Regions from separate parts of the Mus musculus genome. Here region 1 is linked to region 2. A link is a loop called in an ENCODE intact Hi-C map of the cell type or tissue named here. Cell type or tissue: heart. All regions are shown on one strand.

Region 1 (8,000 bases), 240 kb before region 2:
AAGCAGATGTTTGATTTGAACTGCCCTCTATAAATGTCCCTCTGCCTGTAGTCCTGGAGCTGCCCTGGATCTCTCTCAGTAGTGCGGGAATCAACCTTTGCACATACAATGTCTAAAACTGGAGGCAAGGTAAGTAACTGTTTCTCATCCAGGGGCACGTTCAAAGCAGAGCTGTTGCTTCACTGCCCTGAGATGAGTAAACTAGTGCTTGAGGGACAATCCTGGGGAGAGAAGATGGAAAAGGCTTGTTTTCTAGTCAAATAGAATCATCTAACACCACGTTAAAGAGTTACTGTTAGTGATGGATGCTGTGCTAGGTACTACATGAACCGTTGCAAGGGCTGCCTTCCGGCAGCTGGAGATGTAAATCTCACAGGAGTGGAACATGGCAAAGACTACAGTAGAAAACATCAGTAGTCAGCATTCTTTTCTCGGTAATTTAGCCTCACATGCTACTGTTCCAAAAGGCCAGCGGAGAGGCCAGGCCAGTGAACTAAATCTTACAGCACTTCTGCATTCAAGTGGTTCTTGTTTCTAGGCAGAATCTTCACCAACGTTTGACCCAACTGCTTGTCGGAAGGTGATTGCTCAGGGGGTTTGCTTCTGTAGTAGTCAATAACTCTGGAGGGCCGAGGCACTGTGCAGTGCCTGATCCCCCCACTGGGCCCCGCCAACTCTTTGCTTTTAGATTTACTAATCTTGGAAGACTTAAGAGAAATATGCAGTGAATCCAATTGTTAACATTTGGTGAATCTCCATTGTACCATTTGAAAAGTAGCTGACTTCATTGCATTGATGACAGATATTTAAATACGTATCTCCTAAAGACAAAGTTCCCCCCCCCCTTGAATAAACAGATCCCCGACATCCAGATCATACTTCGCCTCTCCAGTTGACCCCAGAAGTGTGGGTGATAGAGCACGTACGGTCACATGGTGTGGGTGATAGAGCACGTACGGTCACATGGTGTGGGTGATAGAGCATGTACGGTCACATGGTACATGCAGTTAGTTGATTATTTGTCTTTGCTCCGGGTCTTTCCCTCTCCTGAGCCTGTACCACAGAGTCTTCAGCTTTTGTTGTTCCTGAGACATGGACACTTTACAAAGCTCAGGCCAGGTGGGTTGAAGAAACCCCATCTAGATTCATCTTACGGTTTCCTCATCTTTAGACTGTGGCTAGCAAGAAGTTATGCAGGTGATACTGTATGCTTTCCAGTGCATGGGGTTAGGAGGTGGCTGTTAACCTAAGGTTCTGTGCCTGAGCACTTTTTCCTCAGTTGACAGATACAGCACACATCCAGACAGACAGATGTCCAGTGCTGTAATATACATCACTTGGTCCTACTGAAAAGTCTGAAGAGCCTTGAGGGAAGGCTGATGCATAGACATCATGTAAATAAATACCCGTTCTTTCTCTCTACCCTTCTGTTCTCACCATCTTGTCACTGGATTGATCAGCGGCACCATGGGCTCAGCAAGAACAACAGGTTTTGTTAGGCATATTTTCATTAACCACTGAGATAATCGAGATATTTTTCTTTCTGCTTGGGTTGGTAGGCTATTTTTCAAAACTAAATGTGACAGGGATTTTATAGTGATTTCTAGGAAAACCAGCATTTGATGTTGATTTTTTTTCTCTTCCAAATTTTATGTGAAAAGACCACAATCTCTCCATTGGCTATAGAATGGATGGATATAGACTGGATGGCTTCCACATTTCTTTTATAAGTAGGAATTGTGCATAGATGGAGCAGCCTTCATCCGCTGAACAGAGAGTTTGGGCTGGAGCCCAGAAACGACTCCATTAAGAACAAATGCACACTTGGTTTGACATGGAATGGCTGGCTAGCCTGGGAAGGTATCCAACATGGTGGCCCTGTGCATATTTCATGTCCCGGACATTGGTATAAGGCAAATGTGCAGATGAGGCATAAATGTTGGGAATCAATGAACTAAAACACATCCCATATTTTCTTTAGCTCTCACAAAATCATTTTTGGCTCAAAAGTCAATTCAGCATAGAGATGAAGTCCTGTAGAACCTGTCCGTTCTTGGAGAAGTTACTGGATTTTCTTGAAGATCCCTTCATCAGTCACAATACAAAGGCTCATGAGTGCAGGGCCAGTCCCACCAAGTGTTCAGAGAGCAAATGCTGCCTTGTTAAGTCACATCATGTGGGTGGGAAGATGGAAGAAAGAGAAAATGGCCCACATAAACTCGACACTCTACAGGCTATAGCTATCCTTGAATAGGTAGTGGCCTTTGGAAATTATCTCTGTCCGTAACAATGAGAACAGCTTGCTCTTTAAAGTATTAATCCTTGGCTGCCTAAATATGACCTGCACAAGGACAACATTAACAGACATGCTAAGGTGAAAGGAGGAGAGCTCAGGGGACCTCAGCCCTAACCAAAGAATTACAGGCAACTAAGGAATTCGGAGAGCAGAAGAAACAGGCTGCCCCAGAGAAGAGCACGCCAGTTGGTTACCCAGTACCAAACAGCCCTGAAAACACTTAACATACAGACTAAACCAGATGTATTTTAAATGGTTTTTCAAATGTGTTTCACAGTTTTGCACATGGGTAAAATGTACTTTGGTCACATTCATCTCCCATTCTCCCATTCCTCTTCCACGCCCAGCAAGCCTCTTTCCTGTATCCCGCTTCCTAGCTTTGTGTAGGGTGTGCTAAGGTGTGTGTGTGTGTGTGTGTGTGTGTGTGTCTGTCTGTCTGTCTGTCTGTCTGTGTGTGTGTGTGCCCCATTGCATGTCATTAGGGTTTCTTGCCTGAGCATGGCTGTGAGTTATTTACTTGAGCAAGACAGCTTGGAGGGGTGGTTCTCAACCTGTGGTGATCACAGATACCATGTATATCAACTATTTGCATTCCGATTCATAACAGTAGCACAGTTACAGTTACAAAGTTAGCAACAAGATGATTTAAAGGATGAAGGTCACCACAACATGAGGAACTGTATCAAATCTTCAGAGCATTAGGAATGATGAGAACCAATGTCTTCTCCACCCAGAAATATGACTCTCCCTTTCCCAGGATCCATTTAATTGCCTGTAGCTCCTCCAGCTGGGTAAGCCCCTTCTTCATTGGCAATTTTGAGTCAAGTATTATACTTGACTACTATTTTACCCTCAGGCCACCCTCTGTAGAAAGGCACTGTTACTTTGTTTTGCAGATTTGGAAGGCTCGATGCTCTGTTCAAAGTCACATAGCTAGTAAGCGGTGCTGGAATTTTTTCCCTCTCATCTGTAAACAGGTATCATATACCTCTAACTCACCTGTGCTAAACTGAGCGAGGGAGCAGAAAAACAAAATTGAAGAGAGGAAATGAAATGAGTGTGTGTGTGTGTGTGTGTGTGGTTTTGTTTGGTTTTTTTAGGGAACAGGAAATAGAGGTGAGAGAATCGGGACAGGAAGGGAACCGGAAGGATTAAGGCAGAATGAAACAACTCTGGGTGTGCCACCTGCTGAAGAGTCACCCAGGACTGAAGAAAGGATCGTGTGCCCTTTGGGAATCTGTGCATTCTCTCCATCTAATGAGTCACCACCCCCTGGGCTCCTTGAGAGTGCTCTCCCATTGCAGCTCCCTGCGTTATCCTCTTGCTCTTGGCGTTTACAGGCACGAGGGAACCCCAGACGCTCACTATTCCCTAGTTCCTATGGTAGGCTGTGTGCCTCACGTATTTTATGCATCTTTATCGTCTTGTGCTCTTTGCTTCTGGAAAGCTACTTACCCTGCTAAGCTCACCAAAAAAATCGAGGACTACCTGCCTCTGCACCTTTACGACGACGCTTTTCTGCCAAGCCGATAAATCAAATCAGCCACAAGGTGGCAGCATAACGCCAAGAAATTAACACTTCTCCCTTTCCTAATAATTAGTATTTTTCTGATTGAGGCATTACTGATCAACGGGGGGGGGGGGGGACCTATTTTTTTTTTTATTTCACAGTGATATTCAGAAACGATTTATGAACCCCCAGTGTTCCTATCAGGTGTCCCCGATTTCAACTAGAAAGCATTCTGAGCTCTGGTTTGAATTACTATACATTTACAGTGAGTGTATTTGGGTCATGCTTTTGGACCAGTGGGAAACCGACGTCCCCAGGAATGCCTTACTGGATATCCTGGATCCCCAGGATAGCCGGGCTGATTCAGCAGGAGTAGTTCAAGAGCACGGGCTTATGTCTGGCTCTCCGTGGCAACTTGTTCCCAGTGCCACAAGACACTCCAGGTCCTGTGGTAGAAACTGGTAAGACTTCGAAGCAAAGAATACTTTTGCCTCAATCTCTCCGAATTGCAGTCATGATGTGTTTTCGTCTGTACCTGTGCCCATTCATGACGTGGTCATCTTCACGGCGCATTTGTTGAGGCGTTGTTGGCTGTTTCTGGGTCCAGGTGATCTGTAGTCTTTACCCTTGGGTCCAAGTCTTTACCCTTGGGAGAATCTAAGAGGAGTCTGGTGGGCGGGCGGGTCCGGCGCATAAGCAGACATTTATAATATACTGTGGTAAGTAGAGGGCTATGGGAACTTTAAATATGCCACTTGGTCCAAAACTACTGGCTTCTATCAGGACATTCTTTTATTCTGTTCCATTTTAAGAAAGTTCTTGTCCCATTTGTTGATAAGATTGCCAGAAGCCAAATGTGAGGTAAAGTAGAACTGTGTGCTTTTCTTCACAGTAGAAGGAAAGCCAATCTAATTCGACAGTGTGCTTGTCGCTTTTATCTGTGTGCAAAGCCGCCCAGCTCCTCAGCTCACTCAGTGCTCTGTGTGCAGATTAGTTTCTACGAAGACCGAAATTTTCAAGGCCGCCGCTATGACTGCGACTGCGACTGCGCAGACTTCCGCTCGTACCTAAGTCGCTGCAACTCCATTAGAGTAGAGGGAGGCACCTGGGCTGTGTATGAAAGGCCCAACTTCTCCGGGCACATGTACATCTTACCCCAGGGCGAGTACCCTGAATACCAGCGTTGGATGGGCCTTAATGACCGCCTGGGCTCTTGCCGAGCTGTTCATCTGGTGAGTCTGGAAGCTTGCTATGTGGCCACGACCCCGCATCTTTCCTTCCTTTCGTTTTTTTGTTTTGGTTGTTGTTGTTGTTTGTTTGTTTTCTTGTTTTGTTTTTTCGAGACAGGGTTTCTCTGTGTAGCACTGGCTGTCCTAGAACTCACTTTGTAGATCAGGCTGGCCTTGAACTCAGAAATCCGCCTGCCTCTGCCTCCCAAGTGCTGGAATTAAAGGCGTGTGCTACCACGCCTGGCTAAGATTTTGTTTTTATGAGTGTGTGTGTGTGTGTGTGTGTGTGTGTGTGTGTGTGTGTGTGTGTTCGCACACATTTGCATGCAGGTACCCTCAGAGGCTGGGGAAGGGTGTTGGCTCCTCTAGAGCTGGAGTTAACAGGCAGATTAGATATGGGCTGCTGGATGGAGCTTTTGGGAACTGAACTCGGTCTGTTGGTAGAGCTGCATGTACTTAACTGTTGAGCTATCTCTCCATCCACTCCCGTCTCCCCACAGCCCTTTCCTAAGTCTTCCTACCTCTTCTTCGTTGAATGAAATAAGAATCTTAGTTTACTTCATCAGTAGACTAAATGGCATTACTTCTCAGCCTCGTGGCTGAGATCAAGTAGAGAGTAAATACTAGTTGTTCAAGGACTCTCTCTCCCTCATAGATGTTTATCGCAATTGTGCTAGTCCACCCTTTTGGTATTTCATGGTGGCAACCAGAGTTCTGATGACCCTCCCTTAAGGATGAGAGGCTGTGCACCAAGCTGTCCCCGAGTTCCTGACATGCTAATGATTTCTGTAACAATGGCTGTTCATTTCTTTTTGTTGGTCTTGTTGTTGCTTTCAGTCTAGCGGAGGCCAGGCTAAGATTCAGGTCTTTGAAAAGGGCGACTTCAACGGTCAGATGTACGAAACCACGGAAGACTGTCCTTCTATCATGGAGCAGTTTCACCTGCGAGAGATTCATTCCTGTAAGGTGGTAGAAGGCACCTGGATTTTCTATGAGCTACCCAACTACCGTGGCAGACAGTATCTTCTGGATAAGAAGGAGTACCGGAAGCCCGTCGATTGGGGTGCGGCATCCCCCGCTATCCAGTCGTTCCGCCGCATTGTGGAGTGATGGCCTGGAGTGGGACCATAGAGTTCTCCCTGAGGGCTGAACTTGAGGGCTGAACTCTGCTGTCTGGCTTGTGGTCCAAATAGACAACGTAAATAAAAGCATTGGAATGCATCCCATCGTTGACTATTGTGCCTCTTCTTAATTGCTTTTAGGGACCAGCAATTGGGCTCCCTCCACAGTGGGCATTTACACGGAGCAGTTCATCTTTCAGATAAGAAAGTGCATTCAAGTAAGACTGCATAGAAGGTTAGGAAATCTCACTTCCACATAGAGGCTCTTTCTGTTTGTGTTTTGCATTAACTCAACAACACCAAAAATCGGAGCTGCCCTTTACGGAGCGCACCTATACTAATGATCTGTTTCTTCTCACCCCACCCTTTAAGAATAGTAGTCTGTCTACACGTTACAATTAAGAAAACTGAGACGTAAGAAAACATTTTTAAAATGGATCGCATCCACCATGTGGCCAATAGCAGTAGAGCTTTGTTGAAGACATTTCGGTTTCAGAAGCCACTGTTTAATTTCCAGCTCATTCATTCAGCTCAGTAGCTGGAGGTCTGAGTGCAGTGTGAGTGAGGGAAGGACCCCAACCAATGTAAAATGTGGGGGTGTAGGCTCCCACTTCAGCTTCTCTCCAGAAAGAGGATCCTTATGGACAACAAGCAATAAAACCAGGCCTGTTACTTGTGAGTAGCCAAGCCACGGCCTAATGTCCCTCAATTAAGATCCAGATGTTGTGGGTTTGCAGTAAAAGAACTCACTGCGGTATTTGAAAGGAAGTTGGACAGTCTTGAGGCTCACTGAGTCCTGGTGCAGACACAGCATCCATCCCTAGAGTGCTAGAGGGTATTTGAGATTTCAGGGAGATGCTCAAATTACCTGCCTTTTAAAGAGATGACAAAGCTCATGTCTTCTAGGGTCTTTCCCCCAAATGACACATTAAATGCCAATGCATACTACATATCTATAATCTTCTCATGTAGCCAGTAGGACTTTGAGAAATGTAAGGCAGATGCACACTGAGGGGAAAGGATGGGACACTGCACACAGCTGCTGAGGGCCCCAGCCCCGTAGTTGACTGGACTGTCAGTTCTGGACCTTGCCGCTCTGCCAAGAAGCTAACTCACCTCATCTCCCATATAAGAGCCCCACACCAACTGCTCACCACTGAACACATTGGGCCAGAAAGGACACTGAAAACATTGGCCAATACCCAATGTTACTGACATGGTTTTTAGAAGAGCTGTCTCTGGCAATGACCTCAGAGATCTTACCAGTCACATTCCACTGGGGAAACTGAGGCTGTGGTAGCACACTTATTGACGGCCTCCTCATCCATAGCAACCATTGCTTTGTTCCTTGGGCATTCATCACAATGTGTTCCGAGCCATCAGAAAACGCTGACAGCAATCCAGGAGAGCGCTGTCGGGACGGCTACACACAGTCTGAGGGAGGCAAACATAAAACAACAGATTTGTCAGTTAATGCCCTGATTCAGAGAGGCGGTCATTGCTCTTCAAGCCACAGGTGCACTTCTTAACTCTGCTTAAAAGGGATTTTACAGGCATTTGATACTAAAGGCCAAAAAGCCAATTCTATCCTCTATTCATAAACCTCAGTCCTTCTGGGTAGGGCTCTTTCTCGCTGCTGTCAGAGTCAAGGGCTGCCATCAACCTCACTCCGACAGCGAAGTGATTATCCTGAATTTACTCCACCTACCTTTAATTGTTTTCTCTGAAACAGCATCTCAGGAAAGCAAAGGCAGAGCTATCCTAAAACCTTGTTAGCTTTCTTCTATCTCAAGCATTCTTCTGAGATAAGACTGAGTACTTCCCAAATATGGAGTCTACTTCCT
Region 2 (8,000 bases):
CCTCCGAGCTTACGTTTCCCTCTGTTAAGAGTGGGCTTAGTACCACTAGACAGCCTGCCTCCCCCAGTGCTGTAAGACTGGGATCATGAGATTGTGTGCTTTGAAATTACAAGACCAGTTGAGATTGAAGATGCAAGATGAAAACGATGTGGGCCACAGCTGACAAGGATGCTCCAGACCTTCCTCATGCTGTGGTGACTCCCCAAACCATAACGTGACATTGTTGCTACTTCATAACTGCAATGTTGCTGCTGTTATGAATCATAATGTACACATCTGATATGCAGGATATCTGATATGCGACACACAGCATGGCCCACAGGTTGAGAACCACTGCTCTAGAAGCTCAAAAGAGAAGGTTCTAGATACCTGTAGAAGAGTCCAGATACCACAAACAGAGAAAGACGTACAGATACACAGAGTGGGGGGAGAGGGAGGGGGAGGGGGGAAGGAGGGAGGGAGGGAGGGAGAGAGAGAGGGAGAGAAAGAGGGAGGGAGAGGGAGAGGGAGAGAGAGGGAGAGGGGGAGAGAGAGGGGGAGAGGGAGAGAGAAGGGGGGGAGGGAGAGGGAAAGGGAGAGAGAGAAGAGGAAAGGGAGAGAGGGGGAGAGGGGGAGAGGGAGAGAGGCAAGAGAGACAAGAGATATAAGTTGTCCACACTGGCATCAATCTCACTGGCAGGTCCCATGCAATATGGGCTATGGAGTACTTTTTTTTTTTTAAAGATTTATTTATTGATTGTATGTAAGTACACTGTAGCTGTCTTCAGACACACCAGAAGAGGGCGTCAGATCTCGTTATGGATGGTTGTGAGCCACCATGTGGTTGCTGGGATTTGAACTCCGGACCTTTGGAAGAACAGTCGGGTGTTTTTACCCACTAAGCCATCTCACCAGCCCTATGGAGTACTTTAATATCATCCCCCAGACTTAAGGGCCTACACCCTGGCTCCAAAATGCTTCTGAGTATCACACAATTACCCTAGGAGACAAGAGAATTAAGATCATAAACAACAAACACTGCACTTTGCAAACCTGTAAGTTGTGATAGGTGTGAAGTTTAAAACTAACAAATGCAGGCATTAAATATTGACCACGAAGCCAAGCTGTATCTCTGTGTGGGAATATCATTCAGCTGAATCCGCAGAAATTGACTGAGTGCTCACTGCTGTGTCAGGCACCATGGGACTCATAGAAGCTCCATCTGCTCTCAGTGTTTCCGATCCACTTGGAGGCCTGAGATTTCACCGACAAATGAAAGACAAAAAATAAATGCAAAGAAAGAAACATAAACCCTCCAGGATATACTACACAGGTGACATTGCAGTAGGATATACTACACAGGTCATAGTGCAGTAGGATATACTACACAGGTCACACTGCAGTAGGCTGCACTACACAGGTCACACTGCAGTAGGATATACTACACAGGTGACAGTTCAGCAGGATATACTACATAGATCACATTGAGTAGGATATACTACACAGGCCACATTGCAGTAGGATATACTACATAGATCACATTGAGTAGGATATACTACATGGGTCACATCGAGTAGGGTATAGTACATGGGTCACATTGCAGCAGGATATACTACACAGGTCACACTGCAGCAGGATACACTACACAGGTCACATTGCAGTAGGATATACTACACAGGCCACATTGCAGTAGGATATACTACACGGGTCACACTGCAAAGGATATACCACATGGGTCACACTGCAGCAGGATATACTACCCTGGTCACATTGCAGCAGGATATACTACCCGGGTCACACTGCAGTAGTTTTTAGTTGCTCTGGTTGAGGGCCAAGTCACAGAGGCGATGGCCATGGGCTCTTCTGGATTTTTTAAAGAAAGGTTTTCTCTGTAGCTTGGCTGGCCTGGAACTCACTTTGTAGACCAGGCTGTCCTAGAACTCACAGACACCCACCTGTTTCTGCCTCCCAAATGCTGGGATTAAAGGCATGTGCCACCACTTCCTGGCTTATTCTGGATCTCTTTAAGAAGTTACAAAGGAGAGAGTATTTCAAGCCATAGGATAAGAGCAAAAGAGTGTGAGCATGGGTAGACACACTCACTGGAGGATGGCAGTAGGAACTTCTCACTGGAGGGTGCCAGCCGGCTGCTAGGCTGGTCACTGTGGGACAGGAGGAGCAAGGAGAGCACAGAAGAAAGGGGCAAGGCTGAGAAGTCTTAGAGATTAGGGTCAGATTCTGGGAGCATCAGGGTGCTGTTACAGGTGCGTTAGGAGTGGCATGACTGATGTGGTGTCCCAGAAAGGAACTGGGGTGGGGGTATGGAGGATACAGTGTGGGTAGGAAAGGCCTCAAAGGCATGGGGATCATGGTGGCTGCCAGAGAAATTCTAAGGGAAGGACTTGGCAGGTCGGGATCTCCCCCTGGATGCCCAGCTGAGTAACCAACCGGAAAAGGACATTCCAAGAGGAACAGCGAGGCTTATGGAAAAGACAAGCTGTCTGGGCCTGCTAGTGTGGTACCATTGTTGAGGTAACCTCAGCAGTGACTGAGGCATCAGAAGAGGACGGACCCCACAGAGAGGAGGAACATTGGGTGTGGCCATGAGGATTTGGATAGTGCTGGGCCCTGAGCACCCCAAGGGCATTCATGGATGTTGTTGGATGTACCCTCTAGACCTGTGGTTCTCAACCTGTGGGTCGAGACCCCTCGGGGCCACAAACTAGACATCTTGCATATTAGATATCTGTATTGATTCATAACAGTAGCAGCACTACAGTTATGAAGTAACAAAATACATTTGTGGTTGGGGTCATCACAACATGAGGAACTGTATTAAAGGGTTGCAGCATTGGGAAGGTTGAGAACTGCTATGCTAGACTATTTTGATCTCGTGTTGTAGGTATAATTTTAAGCGGGTGTCATTCCGCTCTGATCCCGACCTCCAACCCTCATTGCCATTAGCCCCCCTTTAAAAGTCCCTTGGGCTGGAATCAGCCATGTCTCCCCCAGGAAGCTCAGCCGGCAGACAAGCAGCCCCCCTCCTCTCCTCCACGCCTGGGCCTGCCTCCCATCCACCTGCTTTCATCTCATGTCACGACTGAATAAAGCTCACATCTCTTTCTTCTCATTTTTAAGTATAAGATCATCCCTAGCCCGGGGACGCATCCCCTGCTGGTCCTGGTGAACCCCAAGAGTGGAGGAAGACAAGGAGAAAGGTAGGTCCTCTTTTCTTTTAAAATAGGCTAAAACAACCCGACCCAACCCCCTTCCTTCCCTCAGCCCCAACATAGTAGACTGTACAGTCAAAAAAACATGGACCCGTGGCCAGCTCATCATCTGGCCCAGGTGAGTTAATAGCCTGTGCCTCAGTTTCCGCCCCTGCGACATGATAGCAATGATATTACCTCTCACAGGTTACCTTAAGGATTAGAATAGACCTAGTGCTTAGCCTTGGACCTGCCACATGAGCCCCGGTAAAGGTCGCTAGAATCAAGTTCTAAGGGACCTGTTTTATCCTATGCCATCACAAGTCTCTTCTTGGTTTAAAAGACTTGGTGAGGTTCACCTGCTTAGGACTACCTGGCCTAGCCCCAACCCCACCGTATCAGTGAAGGAAACGCAGGTTTGGGCGAAACTGGAGTAAGCTCAGCGGGGTGGGAAGACATGGGGGGCAGACAGAAGCACTCTGCCTCCCAGGCCTGCTCAGTCTGGGAAATGAGCAGATGGTACAGAGAGCAGGATTTCAGGCTTAGAAAAAATAAAATTAGGTAGGGCCAAGTACTATGAGGACCCCACCTCTAGCCTGAGCTAGTCTCAAGGTAGAGCCTAGAAACCAAACCCAGACATAGCCATTGCCTCCAGCCCCACCTCCTCCTGCATGTACTCTTATGAGGATGCTGGGCCCACTCCTTGGGGGCCTTCAGCACCTCTGGACAGTCAACAATAGATGAAATCACCCTACTTAAACCATGCAGAATACCCAGAGGTCTCTAACAGGAAGGAAACTATGTAGGACAGCAGTCCTATTCTCTCCCATAGCAATAAGCAGTCCATAGGGTGGGGCTGGAGTCAGATGGAGGGGCAGCTTTTGGCCAGAGGGAAGGATATGGGGATGCTAGGTGTACTGGGATAGCGGGTCTGCACCCATCACTCCCTGTCTTAGGTTTAAACAACTGGCAGATTTCACCACAGATGGGTCCAAAGGTATTTGCCCCCATGTGACTACTACCTTACCATTTCTCGCCTCTATTGTGTTTTTTCCCCTGTAGAATTCTTCGGAAATTTCACTACCTGCTCAACCCCGAACAAGTTTTCAACCTGGACAATGGGGGACCTACACCAGGGTATGGACAGTCGTCTTCACTCTGCCCTGCTTTGGTCTCTGAAGAAAACACCTTTCTTTGTCTCCTGGCTTTTTCTGCCTACCCCTCACCTTGGCCCTGGTTCTTATTTAGGAAGTTGCCCTGTCTACCTTGTCTCTGAAGGAGGTGTTGATGTCAGAGGGAAACTATGACCCAGTCATTGGACGGACAGGGAGGTCACACTGCTGACTTCCTTGGACTTACTTGCAAGGCTCTTGGCTGATATCGTCGTAGTGTGTAATGATGTCACTCCAAGTCTGTCATGTCTTTTGCTATGGGAGCATTTCTGTCATTGAAACATTCTTTCCCTGAATTACCCAGCTTTGCAGAGATTACAGATCTCCTAACCCTTCTCCCACCTCCCTGACCCCTAGCCAGACAGAAAGAGCTGTTAGAGGGGAGGGGGCAGGACATAGATGGCTCATCTGAAGGTCTGGTGGGTGGAGCTGGCCTTGATGCCATTTAGCCAGTCATAGGTGGTGCCCTAGTGCCACCTGCTGGCAGCTCTGCCAGCACCAACTTCCACGTCTGATCTGAGCTTTTACACCTCCTGACCTGCATTTCTACTCTAGAGTCATTGAGATTCCTCCAAGGGGGCTGGAGTAAGGTGTCTAAAAATGGAACCTGTCCCTGTCTTTCCGTTGTCTGGCACGGAGATTATTTATAGAAATGGAAGCACGAGACCCAGTTAAAAGGAGAACGACACACAGGTGCACATTCACCAATCTGTAAAATTTACTCAGAAGTCGGTCCAGACTCTCCCAGTTGCCACATAGCCACGTGTCAACCGGTTACTGCTGGTTACTGCCAGTTACTGCCGGATAGCACCGCCATGTACCAAAACATCAAGTGCCTTTTCGGCCCTGCTCTCTCCTAGGGTATTTTAGGAGCACAGCCTTCTCGGCCTTTGATTGGTTTTCCTGTGGGTGACAAGCTCAGGGCCTACTTCCAGGGCTGCTGAGCCCAGAGCACCTTCAATGTGCCTGTTTATCTGTACGCAGACAGGCCGTCCAGCTGACGGGAGCCTCTACTCAGAATGTACTGCCTGGAGTAGGGTTCTGCAAGAGAAGGGAGAGAGAATAGTGACTTGCCAACATAGGCATCCGTGCTCAGAGCGCCCCTGGGACTCCTCAGACCATCTGTCTGGGAAGAGAGACATAACGGCACCTCAAGGTGTCCATCGGTCACATTTTCCCCCAAAGCAAGGGTTCTTGACTTTTTCTGCCAGGGACTCCAGTCACAATCTGGTAGAGTATGAACTCCATCTAAAATAATTTTTTTCTAAAGCATAATATGAAATAATATGTGATTTCCAGTGAAGCTAATTATGTTGAGAAGTGGTTACCCAAAACTAAAAAGACAAATTTGTGGTACATAAGAGAATGTCTTCTCTCAACACACTAAACAACAATACCCATAGTCAGGTTCAATAATGACTGTAAACTGAAAGCCACAAGCTCCAGAAATGATAGCATGGAACCTACAGTACAGCCTAACTGAAGTGTTGAAACAGCTGTTATATTCACTGTGACAAAGTTGCAGGTGCTATTGAAGCCTCTGTGGTCTGCTGTCTACATTCATAATTGAAAGAAATGCTAAGTGTCAGTTAGAGATCAGAGAAGATATTAACATTATATTTTCTCTTCCAAGTTCACAAACCTCTGAATTATACCCACAGACTCACCAGAAGGTCAGTGGACCCCAGGTCCTGCTCTTCCGGCTTCATGCTCCCAGGGAAAATGGGGTCTCGCTCCCCATGGCAGGGGGCCCTCAGAGGAGAAAATAAAGACCCAGATAATTAAGTGAACCTCTCTTAAGGAGGTGTAGTATTAGAGACAGCAGTCAGGAGAGTCTGAGAGGAGTCCAAATATTAGGGATGCTTTGTGTTGTTGCCAAAATGTGAAAACTGAGAATTCCTCAAATCGTAGAGGAATTCTCAAAAGTGGCTTTCTACATGCTGAATGTTGGGTCAGAGTCTCCTTCTATTAGGAAGTCAGCACCCCACATACATATACACACATAACTGATTCTTCTCCATAGCTGGGAGCACTACACAGTAAATTCTGGTTCCAGAGTGCTAAGTGACTCTTCCGATCCTGGAAGAATCTGATTCCAGGGACTGGGGAGGACCAGAAGTGTCACGTGCTAAGACTGTCATGTAGCTCATTGATAGTTTGTTTAGCATATGCTGGGCACCAGGGTTCAATCCCCAGCACCACACTCACAAATGCGTGCACGCGCACACACACACACACACGTACACACACACACACACGTACACACACACACACACGCACACACACACACACACACGTACACACACACGCACACACACACTCACACACACACATACACACACACTCACACACACACATACACACACACACACACACGTATGCATGCACTCACTGCACACTTGATACCTGTTGAAATATTAACAGTGTTAGTGACCTAATAACAAGAGCACTGTGGCCTTTCTTTCCAGATTGAACTTCTTTCATGATACCCCAGACTTCCGTGTTCTTGCCTGTGGCGGAGATGGGACCGTTGGCTGGATTTTGGATTGCATTGGTAAGGATGGCCAGGAAGGCCTTTCCTTGTTCTTTATAGTGAGTAGATGTGAAGTCATCAGAAGGCAGTGAACTAAAGGAGGAGCAGAGCCATGCCTTCTCCATCCGGGTGCCTACCCTTGCTTGGACTGCTGCTTGATTAGGGATCTGGAGTGAAGAGTTTTCATCGTAGACTTGGCCTTCAGAAACATGTATGTCAGAGGCAGAGCTGCGCAGTAGCAGAACCAGATGTATTAGAAGCAGGACTGGAGATGCAGGTGGAGCCAGGGTGATGATAAATAAAGGGCAAGAAGCTAAGCATGGCAGATCTACTTAGGGATGAACATCTGGAGCAGGAGTCCAGAAAGCACACCTGGAAAGTGCACACCTGGAAAGTGCACACCTGGAAAGTGCACACCTGGAAAGTGCACACCTGGAAAGTGCACACCTGGAAAGTGCAGGTCAGTACAGGCAGAGGAACGCCATGCAGAGCTGTGTCCCACATGGAGAAGGCAGGGGAGCAGGCTGGAGGGCTGGGGGCCTGAGGTCTAGCCCAGCTCTGCCTGGATCCAGAAAATGATAGTGCTTATCTGTGATATTTAGGGATGGGGTATAGTTAAGACCTAACCCCTGCTGAACCAAGGTAAAGTCTGCAATATAGAACACCAAGGCAGGAAAGCTACCAACAGAGGCACTGGGGTGGGCAGGCATCAAAGAGACCAGGGCTGCTTCACAGCATCTGTCAGTCATTACAAATGCTGCCTGGAATCTCTATGGGCCAAGCCCTCTTGGAGTCAACTAGAGATGCCACCAAGGAACGAAGAGGCCAAATTACTACCCTAATGGAGCCTACCTTCTAGAGCTGTGGCTCTCAACCTGTGGGTCACGATCTCATGGGAGATGAAATGGCCCTTTTATGGGGTTCCCTAAGACCATCAGGAAACACAGATCATGATCCCTAAGAGTAGCAAAACTAGAGTTATAAACTAGCAACAGGAATAATTTTGTGATTGGGAGTCACCACAACATGAGGAGCTGTATTAGAAGGTCTCTGCATTTGGAAGGTTGAGAACCTCTGATCTAGAGGAAAGACCCAGGCAACATAGAA

What was found. A loop is a pair of places that touch in the nucleus more often than their neighbours do. Peaks named below come from ENCODE experiments on the same cell type or tissue, not always from the same donor. Only the 100,000 strongest peaks of a DNase experiment are listed, where the experiment ranks them.
Region 1: it touches region 2 in a loop (8-fold over the local background); 39 of 42 quality-filtered maps call a loop at or near these places.

The regions. Positions count from the first base shown.
Region 1 is chr16:22,803,464-22,811,463 of GRCm38, reverse strand. It overlaps Crygs (crystallin, gamma S), which reads left to right and starts at 54. Exons shown (of 3, transcript NM_009967.2): 1 at 54-129; 2 at 4,796-5,038; 3 at 5,873-6,261. The coding sequence starts at 109. The coding sequence ends at 6,145. Gm30416 (a long non-coding RNA gene) reads right to left here. Exons shown (of 4, transcript XR_875953.3): 3 at 7,420-7,590. In heart, a CTCF peak has its summit at 3,827 (motif pointing right); no DNase peak of the experiment used is centred here; H3K27me3 peaks cover 1,062 bases.
Region 2 is chr16:22,561,612-22,569,611 of GRCm38, reverse strand. It overlaps Dgkg (diacylglycerol kinase, gamma), which reads left to right. Exons shown (of 25, transcript NM_138650.2): 15 at 3,118-3,197; 16 at 4,251-4,325; 17 at 6,829-6,914. It overlaps Gm15651 (a long non-coding RNA gene), which reads right to left. Exons shown (of 3, transcript XR_384735.4): 3 at 6,429-6,439. Among named protein-coding and RNA genes, the nearest start is that of Gm41433, 19 kb to the left of the region's middle. In heart, a CTCF peak has its summit at 4,847 (motif pointing left); DNase peaks (open chromatin) are centred at 4,861 and 5,271; H3K4me3 peaks cover 533 bases; H3K27ac peaks cover 1,756 bases.